Regions from separate parts of the Homo sapiens genome. Here region 1 is linked to region 2. Evidence: chromatin contacts called from ENCODE Hi-C or POLR2A ChIA-PET data. All regions are on one chromosome and are shown on one strand. The core of a region is the stretch at or near the end of the contact, and the rest is flanking DNA. Distances in the headings are between cores, read along the strand shown.

What was found. Hi-C counts contacts between places; a loop is a spot of excess contacts on that map. ChIA-PET counts read pairs that join two places held with the same protein, here RNA polymerase II (POLR2A). Pooled maps may share reads with other maps.
Region 1: a map with no recorded cell type shows a loop between it and region 2 (3-fold over the local background). The contact joins two enhancer-like sites. A Hi-C loop is called at or near these places in 1 of 37 single-sample maps with no recorded cell type and 3 of 50 pooled maps. POLR2A ChIA-PET finds 5 or more read pairs at or near these places in 4 of 52 experiments (BJ, H1, activated T-cell and 1 more).

What each region holds. Positions count from the first base shown.
Region 1 is chr3:47,138,781-47,145,106 of GRCh38, reverse strand. All of the region lies in intron 1 of SETD2 (SET domain containing 2, histone lysine methyltransferase), which reads left to right. Among named protein-coding and RNA genes, the nearest start is that of SETD2, 22 kb to the left of the region's middle. RefSeq lists a silencer at 2,734-2,833. Within about 2 kb of position 3,831, at least 4 of the 41 ENCODE cell types and tissues checked have a DNase peak (open chromatin) inside an H3K27ac peak, as active enhancers do.
Region 2 is chr3:47,081,766-47,088,144 of GRCh38, reverse strand. It overlaps SETD2 (SET domain containing 2, histone lysine methyltransferase), which reads left to right. Exons shown (of 21, transcript NM_014159.7): 10 at 1-32; 11 at 1,831-1,950; 12 at 3,763-4,425. Among named protein-coding and RNA genes, the nearest start is that of SETD2, 79 kb to the left of the region's middle. RefSeq lists enhancers at 3,868-4,007, 3,892-4,393. Within about 2 kb of position 4,209, at least 3 of the 41 ENCODE cell types and tissues checked have a DNase peak (open chromatin) inside an H3K27ac peak, as active enhancers do.

The sequences.
Region 1 (6,326 bases), core at 2,582-5,081, 57 kb before region 2:
TTTTCAGTGTTCTCACCTCTGTAGATGTAGGCATGAAAACCAGCTGCGTACTTTAACTTTTGGATATAATATTGTCTACTATTTAATTCCAAGCCATATTCTGTTATTTTTAAAATATTTATTTATTGTTTGTTTGTTTGATTGATTGATTGTTTTTGAGACAGAGTCTCACTTGTCGCCCAGGCTGGAGTGCAGTGGTGTGATCTCAGCTCACTGCAGCCTCAGCTTCCCGGGTTCAAGCGATTCTCGTACCTCAGCCTCCCGAGTAGCTGGGATTACGGGTGTGTGCCCATCTAATTTTTGTATTTTTTGTAGACATGGGGTTTTAACCACGTTGGCATGAACTACTGGCCTCAAGTGATCCACCCGCCTCGACCTCCCAAAGTGCTGGGATTACAGGTGTGGGCCACCGTGCCTGGCCTTATTTCTTTTTCTGGACTTACTTATTTTTTATTTTTATATTTTGAGACGGAGTCTCGCTCTGTCACCAGGCTGGAGTGCAGTGGTGCGAACTCGGCTCAGTGCAACCTCTGACTCCCTGGTTCAAGCGATTCTCCTGCCTCAGTTTCCCAAGTGGCTGAGACTGGGACTATAGGCATGCACCACCACGCCTAGCTAATTTTTGTATTTTTAGCAGAGACGGGGTTTCACCATGTTGGCCAGGATGGTCTCGCTCTCTTGACCTCGTGATTCGCCTGCCTCGGTCTCCCAAAGTGCTGGGATTACAGGCATGAGCCACTGCACCCGGCTGGACTTATTTATTTTTATAATTTTTTTTAGAGACAGGGTCTCACAGTGCTGCCCAGGCTGGTCTTGAACTCCTGGGCTCAAGTGATCCTCCTGCCTTGGCCTCCCAAAATGTTGGGATTACAGGTGTGAGTCACTGCACCTGGCTTCTGATATTTTGCCCTGTGTTGTTTCTGTGAGGTATACATTTACTTTGTCAGCTTGGAGTAGTTCTTTGTCATAGAGCATAAGATTTGGCCTCCTCAAGTGAGCTGTTTATAGCACTTAAGTTTTGTCTCTGATTAAGTGGCTAGAAACTTGACAGCTAGAGCTGTGGGACAACTGCATTTTCTTAAGTTCTGGTGTAATGTGGCCGGGCGCAGTGGCTCATGCCTGTAATCCCGGCACTTTGGGAGGCCGAGGCGGGCAGATCACGAGGTCAGGAGATCGGGACCATCCTGGCTAACACGGTGAAACCCCGTCTCTACTAAAAGTACAAAAAATTAGCCGGGTGTGGTGGTGGGTGTCTGTAGTCCCAGCTACTCGGGAGGCTGAGGCAGGAGAATGGCATGAACCCGGGAGGTGGAGGTTGCAGTGAGCCGAGATCGCGCCACTGCACTCCAGCCTGGGCGACAGCGAGACTCCGTCTCAAAATAAAAAAAAAAAGTTCTGGTATAATGTAACTTGACATTTGAGATATAAAACCAATGGGATAAAGTTCTGATAAAAGTTTGTTTTATAGATCAACTAGCTTTATTATATGAATATGCAGTTATATACTGTTAGTATTTAATAATGAGCAACTTACAGAAATTAAAAAGATCAGTAGACTAGATAGCAATTCTAATCTGCAAAATGATGTTCAAAAATACTCTTATTTTTCTGTTTACCTTAAGAGCACAAAAGATATTTTTTGCAGGAAATGAAAATTTAGCACTGTAGTGCCTTATCCTAAAAGATTACAGATAGGTGGAAAGTGGATTTAAATATTTGGAATATTAGTGTTTCTCTCCTTGAACACAGCAGAATTTTATGTCTACTTTTGTTAAGGTTTTTTCCCCAATAAAGTTTTTTTGTTTTGTTTTTTGAGACGGGGTCTTGCTCTGTTGCTCACGGTGGAATGCAGTGGTGAGATCGTAGCTCACTGCATCCTTGACGTCCTGGGCTCAAGCAGTGGTCCTGCCTCATCCTGCTGAGTACCTGGGACTACAGGCATGCATCACCAACGCCTGGCTAATTTTTAAATTTTTTGTAGAAATGGGCTCTCACTATGTTGCCCAGACTAGTCTTGAGCTCCTTGGGCTCAAGTGATCCTCCAGCATCAGCCTCCCAAAGTGCTGGGATTACAGGTGTGACCCACCATGCCCAGCCCCAACTTTCATTTTTCCATTTTGAAAATAAGAAGCCAATGAGCCAGGCGCAGTGGCTCACGCCTGTAATCCCAGCACTTTGGGAGGCTGAGGTGGGGCAGATCACCTGAGGTCAGGAGTTCAAGACCAGCCTGGCCAACATGGTGAAACCCCATCTCTGCTAAAAATACAAAAAATCAGTTGGGCGTGGTGGCAGGCTCCTGTAATCCCAGCTACTCAGAAGGCTGAGGCAGGAGAATTGCTTGAACCTGGGAGGCGGAGGTTGCAGTGAGCGAGATTGCGCCATTGCACTCCAGCCTGGCCGACAAGGGCAAAACTCCATCTCAAAAAAAAAAAAAAAGACAATGTATATATGGTATTCCCCTTCCCCACCTCCCCCCACCACGAAGTAGCATACTAAATTTACTGTTTTGTTTCTTGCTTTTTTTCCTTAACAGTACATTCCGGAGCAGTATACAGAGATCTTCATTATGACCTTTTATTTTAATTAAATTAATTAATTAACTTAGATTCTTGCTCTGTCACCCAGGCTGGAGTGCAGTGGCACCATGTCATCTCACTGCACCCTTGGCCTCTGGGGCTCAAGCAGTCTTCTCACCTCAGCCTCCTGAGTAGCTGGGACTACAGGCGCACACCATCACACCTGGCTAATTTTGCTTATTTTTTGTAGAGGCGAGGTCTCACTATGTTGCTCAGGATGGTCTCGAACTCCTAGCCTCAAACAACCCTACTGCCTCAGCCTCCCAAAGTGCTGGGATTACAGATGGGGGAGCTACCACGTCCAGCCCATTATTATGATCTTTTAGATCAAAGTTCGTAATTAGAACTTTTTGAAGCTGCATACTACCACATTGAACGGATGTACCAGGGTTATTCAGTCACTGTTACAACCTTTTACTAGCACACAGATAGCCTTTTGCAGTTTATTTTAACCTTTTTCTGTATGAAATGATGGATAGTGGTGCATTCAGTGCATTGTAATTCACAATCATCCTATATTATCATTTGGCTTTGCCTTGTAAGAATATGTGTTTCAAGTGTTTTTTTTAAGGTATGGATAGCTTTTACCCTACTTGTAGTTGTGTTAGTTGACTTGAAACCTTTTCCTTCTATACCTCAGACATTAATTACAATGAAAAAAAAATGCTTAAACTCTTTACCAAAACCAGAAAATAAACAATGGCTATTTTTATTGCATTTAAGCTTTTGTTCCGTAAGAGTACTGAATTGTTTTTTAATGTGTTTTGATTTTGGTCGGGTGGTAACTTATGCTAGAAACTTTTTGAATTGTTGTACTTGGTATGTTTCTAAAATAGAAAGCAGCCCACACATTTTTTTATTTTTTCTTTATAACAAAAGAAAACTTACTTGTGAAACATGAAATAATAAAATTATTTTCAGAAGCATTTTTAGTATTAAGATGAAAGTAAGCAGTTATTTATGATGGAAAGAGATCTGAAATATGTATAAAAAGAGAGACCTTGTCTTTCTCATGTCTTTCCATTTAATCACATCACAGGTTTTATTTCTGTGTTTTTATTTAGAAGGTGGGTTTTTCAGAGCTAATTTGCATGAAAGGCTGTAACTTGAAAGAGCTGTTTTTGTATTCTCATTTAATGTGGTTAAGCAAGAGTAGGACAGGAAGGCTGACATAAGTACTTAGTCTGGTACAATACAAGATAGGTACAGTTTAAACATTAACCAACTGGGTGCAGTGGCTCATGCTTGTAATCCCAGCACTTTGGGAGGCTGAGGCAGGCAGATCGCTTGAGCCCAGGAGTTTGAGACCAGCCTGGGCAACATGGTGAAACCCCATCCCTACTAAAAATTCAAAAATTAGCCAGGCATGGTGGTGTGTGCCTATAATCCTAGCTACTTGGGAGGCTGAGGTGGGAGGATCACTAGAATGGGGCGGGGGTGGGTGGTGTGAGGTTGCAGTGAACCAAGATCATGACACTGCACTCCAGCCTGGGTGAGGGCAGTGAGATCCTGTCTCACAAAAAAACAATATTAACCAAGCGAGCTTAGAGTCTACAGTCTAATTATAATAGTCTAATTATAACAAGCCATCTCCCTCAGAAACCTATCTCATGTCTTTCTTCGTATTCGATACTTAGAATTTTTAATTTTAATTTTAATTTTTTATTTGAGACAGAGTCTCGCTGTGTCACCCAGGCTGGAGTGCAATGGCGCAATCTCAGCTCACTGCAACCTCCACCCCACTGGGATTCAAGTAATTCTTGTGCCTTAGCCTCCCGAGTAGCTGGGATTACAGATGACTGCCACCATGCCTGGCTAATTTTTGTATTTTTAGTAGAGACAGGATTTCACCATGTTGGCCAGGCTGATCTTGAACTCCTGACCTCAAGTGATCCACCCGCCTTGGCCTCCCAAAGTGCTGAGATTACAGGCGTGAGCCACTGCACCTGGCCAGTCAACTCTTTCTGTGTGATTCACTGGCTTGTACTAAAGATGAATTTCAGCATTTATGCATATTTATCTTTTGAGGCTTATTTGGTATTGGAGGTTTTCCTCTCTCACTTTTTGCTAATGAGGAAAACAAATGGATAATTGAAAAGATTAACTCAGAGTAATGAGTAAAATTACTGGAATTCAATTGAATACAATAGTCTTCAACACTGGGCTCTAAAATGTTCAGGTTAGGTCACCCAACGTTCCAACTTATGGGTTTTGGAAAAAGCAGATGGCTTTAACAGGTGAATATCATTCACTTTAGGTAGGTATTCTTGTGTATCTATTTGGCAGACAAGTAGAGAAACATTTCAGGCATAAATACAGTTGTTAACATTTGGGATTATAGTCTTAACCTTTCCTCACTGATTAGAATTCCGTAGTGACACATTTGAGATTAGCTTTTTAACAAAGTCACTTCTTGTTAGAAGTGACTTTTTTAAAGAAAATAAGTTAGCTTTACTCACTTGTGTAGTAATTCCACATTAAAATAAAGTTTCAGCTATTTTTGGGGTGTAAGAATAGTTGGTGAGTATGATCAAGTTATTTTTTTCTAGATTTAGTCGGTATATATTGATCAATAGGATTCTTTGTATGTTTGAGATACTATACCAGTTGAAGATGTGGACTTAAACAAGTGAGAAGGAGTGCTTGTATATCAAGTCTACTCATGCTAGTTCAGGTTAGCATACTTACTCCAAAGTGCTTTACCTGAAATTTCAATGTCTTTGATAAAGCAGTGTATCACTCATAGCTTTATTGACCACATAAATAACGTATATTTTTCATCAGTGTTTTTTTTTAATTCACTTGTCTTCACGTGTCCTTGTTCTTAGATGAGAATGCGGCAAATTTCATAAATTTTATGGCCTATATATCTTGCTTTTTCTACATGTCAGTTTTGAGATGTTTCCCTCTTTTCCTTTAAGAATTGCTTGAAGTGAGGAAGCTAAAAACTAGTACTGTTGTTAAGGAGTTTCTTTGATTCAAAAAGTAACGAGAATGTATGATAGGAACGGGAATGTTAGGCCCAGGGGAGATTATATAATAAGGACAAGATGTTGCCTTTGTCTCTTTGAAATTTAAACTCTATATGGGGAGACAAGAACAATAAATGCAAGTCAAGGCTGTATGTGATTGTCAGATTGTAAAGTATATGCTGTAGGAGTTGAATTTAGTAGTAGTATCTGGAAAGGTAAGAAAAGGATAGGAAAAGGCATAATAGTGCTGAGTACCTACTAGACATTCAGATAATTGTCAAAGGAAGGAAAGGCTTTAGTGGTCCCTGAGTGGATTAAGGTAGATATGGGGGTGATGTGGTATGTGTGTAGTGTGGAGGCTGAGAGGGAGGAAGGTGATGAAACGAGCAATACAAAAAATAATTTGAGAGCTTGGGCAAGATAAGTGAGCCCGTCTCTATAAAAAGTTAAAGAAAATTAGCCAGCTGAGGAGACTTGGGAGGGAGGATTGCTTGAACCCAGGAGTTCGAGGCTGCAATGAGCTATGATCGTGCCATAGCACTCCAGCCTAGACTCTGGGTGACAGTGGGTAACAGAGCAAGACCCTGTCAAAAAAAAGAAAAGAAAGAAAGACGTTGAACAAGACTGATCTAGATTTGAACTTAAAAGAGACCACCATAGCTATTGAGATTCCTTCTGGGGAGTAGTGTAAAAGCAGCTTAACTAGGTAGGAAAATGATAATCCCAGCACTTTGGGAGGCTGAGGTGGGCAGATCACTTGAGACCAGGAATTTGAGAC
Region 2 (6,379 bases), core at 2,960-5,459:
AGCAGAAACTTACCTGTCTGGAACTCATACAGGTGAACACTTTAATGTTTGTTTTTTATTTCTGGTTTTGTGGTGGGAATGAATGAATGAAGATGAATGAAGAAGGAATAATTCTGATAAGAGTTAGTCTTATTTTATTTATTTATTTATTTGTTTGTTTGTTTGTTTGTTTGTTTGTTTAGATGGGGTCTTGTTCTGTCATCCAGGCTGGAGTGCAGTGGTGCAGTCTCGGTTCACTGTAACTTCTGTGTCCTGGGTGCAAGCAATTCTGCCTCAGCGTCCTGAGTAGCTGGGATTACAGGCGCCAGCCACCACGCCCAGCTGATTTTTGTATTTTCTTATTAGAGATGGGGTTTCACCATGTTGGCCAGGCTGGTGTGGAAATCCTGACCTCAGATGATCCACCCGTCTCAGCCTCCCAGAATGCTGGGATTACAGGCGTGAGCCACCATGGCCGGCCAGTTTTATTTTTTAAATGGATATGTGAGTTGTGTATGACTTTCAAAGCTTGTACCATATTATTTAAAATGGCTAAAGAGTTCAGTATCATTTAATCTATTAGTACAGGGATCCCCAATCCCCAGGCCATGGGCTGATTAGGAACGGGGCCACACAGGAGGAGGTGAGTGAGCATTACTGCCTGAGCTCCACCTGCTGTCAGAGTAGCAGCGGCATTCGATTCTCATAGGAGCACGAACCCTATTGTGAACTGCACATGCGAGAGATCTAGGTTGTACACTCCTTATGAGAATCTAATGCCTGATGATTTGAGGTGGAACAGTTTCATCCTGAATCCATCCCCCACCCAGTTTGTTGAAAAATTATCTTCCCTGAAACTGGTTCCTGGTGCCAGAAAGGTTGGGGACCATGGCATTATTAGACCTGGTTTGCTTTCTGTCTATATTCAAAGAATGTGGTGGCTTTTTTTTTTTTTTTGTAATAATTCATCACACTTGCCATAGCCTTTTACCCTCCAGTTACTAGCATCCCAAAGCCATTTGTACTACGTGATCTCCAAGCACAAAATTTTAACGGTACCCTTTTTTACACCAGTTTATTAAGTATGCCACAAGATGTTAGATAACACAAAATGATTTTTTTTTTTTTTTAGGGTCTTGCTTTGTTGCCCAGGCTGGAACGCAGTTGTGCAATCATAGCTTACTGCAGCCTTGGAACTCCTGGGCTCAAGTGATCCTCCTGCCTCAGTTGCCTGAGTATCTAGGACTACAGGCACACACCACCACATCCAGCTAATTTTTATATTTATATTTTTGTAGAGATAAGGGTCTTGCTATTTTGCCCAGGCTGGTTTTGAACTCCTGGCCTCAACCAGTCCCTCCCTCTTCCACCTTCGAAAGTGCTGAGATTGTAGTTGTAAGCCACAGTGTAAAAAAACCATGATGATTAAAAAAAAAAAACTAACAGGAAAAAGAGGTCTTTTCAACAATCATCTGAAAGGGAGAGAAGAAAGAATTATTTAAGGACTAATTTTTATGGTTTTAGCTTTATTTAAAAAGTTAGATGCAATTTTTTCTTAGTTCTTCAGAATTTTCATTATAAATGACCTATTAATATTCATATAATTTTCTACGTTAGTAAAATCCCAGTTGACTGGCTGTATTTTGTGTATCAGAGAAGATTATAATCTGTTTAAAGCATTTGTTGTAGAGTTCTATTTAGGCTAATGAAAACAGAGTTTCTAGGTTTTTTTTGTGAATGTAAGTGAACCCTATAATGTGTAACGTATACATGAACTCTCCTCGGGCTCTTTGTAATATTCTGATATTGCCTCCCAATGCTCTGCATCGTGTCTCCCTTCCCCCATGAAAGAACACACACTCACAGTCCTGCCTGAAGTCCTTTCTGGAACGTCATGGGCTGTCTTTGTTGTGGATCTGGATGGCAGAGCTAGGTGACGGCCGGGAAAGTAACCAGAAGCTTCAGGAAGAGGTCAGTTCACATTTAGCTTGCTTGTTTCTTAAAACTGTTATATTGATTGCCTCGGTTGTGGATATGTGATAATATCAGTAATTATGAATTTAGCACTGTATCATTGGTATTAAATAATCAAATAATTTTTTCATCTCAGTATCATTCCTTTAACGTATCTAACCGTACATACACCTTGTTAGTAGTTTGTCCCATGGTTTTCCTATAGTATCTTTTTAAAGTTGGTACTACATAGCAGGGAACTACAAGAGCAAGATATAATAACAACAACATAGTTAAGTGAAAGATCCAGTTTGTTGTTAAAACCAGAGTTTTAAAAAGATGGGAAGTCATATAAAATTTGAACTGTGGGGTCTAAAGAATTGGTAAAGATCTGAATTCTGCATAACAAGAGTATGAACATTTTGAGGAATCTTTTAAATAAGTGTTTTAAAAGATCTAAGTAAAGGTTCATTGGCAGCATTATTAGTGGAGTTACGATGTCTTTACCTTTCTATGAAATTAATAAAATTTTCTAACTTTCTAATTTGTAATATAATCCCAGAGTCTTTTATTTAATAAAACACTTTTAAAAACAAACAAAAAGGAATGGGCAGATAAGTACTTGTTCTTGCCTCTGTCCTTCTCCCAGGAGATTTGGCTTGAGGAAATTGAGGAAGCCTTGGGGTTTCTGTGGAACTACATTGAGGAATACTTCAGAAAAAATTCTTGGATTTCAAAATGGGGGAGGTTGTCTAAGAATGAGGAGGGGATCTCTCTTTGCTAGACAGCTGTTTATCAAAAGCTGAAGAGATGTCTGCATTTTTGTGTGTATGACAGACATCATTTAAATATGTTGTTACATAGCTGCTAAGTGTATATCACAGACACTTGGTAAACTTTTTAAGAAAAGATACCCAGGATTGGTCCAGTAGTGTATATGTTTAAAAAGCTACCCAGGTTTAGGAACTACTGGTAGAGAATATTAATCAGTCCTATTTGATGTTGTGATTCTTGCTGATCAGTCTTATTAAAAGTTTTTCTTTCTTAAGGAAAACAATATTATGATTTTTAAATATGCTTGTGTTTACAGAGATGTAGTTCTTAATAAAGCAGTAGCAAAACTGCACTACTCTTGCAGAAATAATCTGAGTCCCATCCAGAAATTGAAAAAGTCAACTGTAGGCCAGGCGCTGTGGCTCAATGCCTGTAATCCCAGCAGTTTGGGAGGCTGAGGCAGGTGGATCACCTAAGGTCAGGAGTTCAAGACCAGCCTGACCAACATGGAGAAACCCCATCTCTACTAAAAAAAAAAAAAAAAGCTGTGCATGGTGGTGCATCCCTGTAATCCCAGCTCCTCGGGAGGCTGAGGCAGGAGAATCGCTTAAACCAGGGAGCCAGAGATTGCAGTGACCAAGATCACATCATTGCACTCCAGCCTGGGCAACAAGAGCGAAACTCCATCTCAAAAAAAAAACAAAATCAACTGTAGCCAGGTGTGGTGGCTCATGCTGGTAATCCCAGCATTTTGGGAGGCCGAGGTGGGTGGATCACTTGAGGTCAGGAGTTTGAGACCAGCCTGGCCAACATGGTGAAACCCTGTCTCTACTAAAAATACAAAAGATTAGCCAGGCGTGGCAGCTAGCGCCTGTACTCCCAGCTACTTGGGAGGCTGAGACAGGAGAATTGCTTGAACCCAGGAGGCAGAGGTTGCAGTGAGCCAAGATCATGCCATTGCATTCCAGCCTGGGTGACAGAGTGAGACTCTGTCTCAAAAAAAAAAAAAAAAGTCAACTGTACAAAGTGATGTAATTTTTTTTTATGTTTAATCAGATTATAAAGACTTTGGAACACTTGCCCATTCCTACTAAAAATATGTTGGAGGAAAGCAAAGTACTTCCAATTATTCAACGCTGGTCTCAGACTAAGACTGCTGTCCCTCCGTTGAGTGAAGGAGATGGGTATTCTAGTGAGAATACATCGCGTGCTCATACACCACTCAACACACCTGATCCTTCCACCAAGCTGAGCACAGAAGCTGACACAGACACTCCCAAGAAACTAATGTTTCGCAGACTGAAAATTATAAGTGAAAATAGCATGGACAGTGCAATCTCTGATGCAACCAGTGAGCTAGAAGGCAAGGATGGCAAAGAGGATCTTGATCAATTAGAAAATGTCCCTGTAGAGGAAGAGGAAGAATTGCAGTCACAACAGCTACTCCCACAACAGCTGCCTGAATGCAAAGTTGATAGTGAAACCAACATAGAAGCTAGTAAGCTACCTACATCTGAACCAGAAGCTGACGCTGAAATAGAGCCCAAAGAGAGCAACGGCACAAAACTAGAAGAACCTATTAATGAAGAAACACCATCCCAAGATGAAGAGGAGGGTGTGTCTGATGTGGAGAGTGAAAGGAGCCAAGAACAGCCAGATAAAACAGTGGATATAAGTGATTTGGCCACCAAACTCCTGGACAGTTGGAAAGACCTAAAGGTAAGGAAGCATCTTTTGTTCATTTCAACTTGAATTACTCAGGTTTAGAGTTCTACAAACCTAAGCAAAATTAACTACTTTTTTTAGCCATGCATATTTCTGAAAAATGGAATACTGTCTCTCTTACTGTTTTATTTATAAGTGTCTCAAACATCCTCTAAACCGTGGCAAGAGTCATATTAGCCAAACTAATATACAAATGTCTTCTTTTCTGTCACTTAGAAAAGTACATCACAATAGTGAGTTCAGTCATTTAAGTGCTCTTCACATTAAAAACAAAAATCCTTTGAGGAGCAAACTTAGGATTCTATTTGTAATGAGAAAAAATTAGTGTTTAAATTTATTGGAAATCAGTTGTATTAATGGAAAATTAAAAATAATTGGAAAACTAAGATAATTTAGCAGCTTACTAAAAATGATTGAATGTAAATTTTTATTTTAGAAAAACAACTTTATGGAACTAGTTCGTATTCACTTCTATTATTGTTTCTGAAATGGGCCTGCTTTTAAATGCCTATTTCTTTGGACAAAAGAGGAAAAATAGATCTGGAACTCTTATGCCTATTACATACATAATCTCTTGTTGAAGAATGTAGCAAGATGTGCAGGGTTTGCTTTGCAGAAAACCCAGACTGAGTCTTGGATAAACACAAGAATGAATAACAGGATAAACCTAGGAGAGGTGTGGTACATTTCATTTGTAAGTGATCTGGACTTGGGATCCACGTCTTGAGGACCCTGTGGGAACAGGTTACTTAACTAGCTTCTATTTTTCTGTTCCTCCTTTCTTCTGCCGGAGATGAAGCAACCAAATAAACCAGCAATCCTGACTCTTTGCAGCAAGATGAACACCTGAATCCTCCCTGCCCCTAATTATGATGACAAAGCTCACTCCATTAGATCCTGTGATTTGACCCAATGAAACTGGCCTTAAACACTGAGCAAAATGAGTAGTTGGTGGTTGTGTACTATGCTTCCTCATTTGCTGTGTTGAGACCCTTCTTTAAGTATGTTGTGGTTTCAGCTTTTGTTTACCCATTTGAGCTCTTACTCATGTTACTTTCATCACTTACAATTCAGTATAAAGTCAGCCTTATTATGTCTTAGGAAATCAGGCCTTTTTCTAAATATGAAAGGAAGAGTTCGTAGTAAATTTACTTATGAAGTCAGTATGTGAACTGCAGGAATCAGAATTGCAGTTAATTGAAAGAAGTGCTGGGATAGTCACTTGATGGATTTTTATTTAAGGCCTGCTTTGTGACAGCACAGGAGTCCCTAAAAGGAGTCCCTCTTGTGTTTGGAGGCTGCTAGTGGAGCCTGTAAAGAAGCTCAGTTAAGAAGGTGGAGATGAAGACAAGTACACAAATGGACACAGAAAAGGCCTTTATAGCTGTACTTTTATGGAAGGAAGAATAAGTAGGGTTGTAGACCAGTAGTTTACTTTTGCCGGAGAAGTCTCTGGTTGATGTTATTTTTTAAAACTGCTAAGAAGTAATCATTGTAAAGCTATCTTAAAATCTGGAAAAAGTAAATATTCTTGTTTCTTCGTATGATAGTGGGTTTCTGTAATTGTGATGGTATGAATTACTCTCTAGGATATACTTAACCCAATTAGATGTAACCATGGTAATTTAAACTCACACTCTGGACACACATTTGAGTCCTACAAAATTATTTCTTCCCCTTCTTCTTATCTTCCCCACTCCTATCTGAAACATCAAAGCAATTTTATATGTAGCTTGATGATCCTCTTGATTTGAGGTTTAAAACTTTATTTGTACTTAAAATATATCCTTCTTATCCTTCATACTTTGGATTTTTCCTGATTCTTAGTGTCAAGGGAGCCGTTAAGTAAAATTCTCCTCTCTTCTTCAAACTTTAGTTTGCTCTGGAATCATTACCCATCTAGAATTGTATTACTGAGAAATGTTTTTACTTGACTGTGAACTGTGAT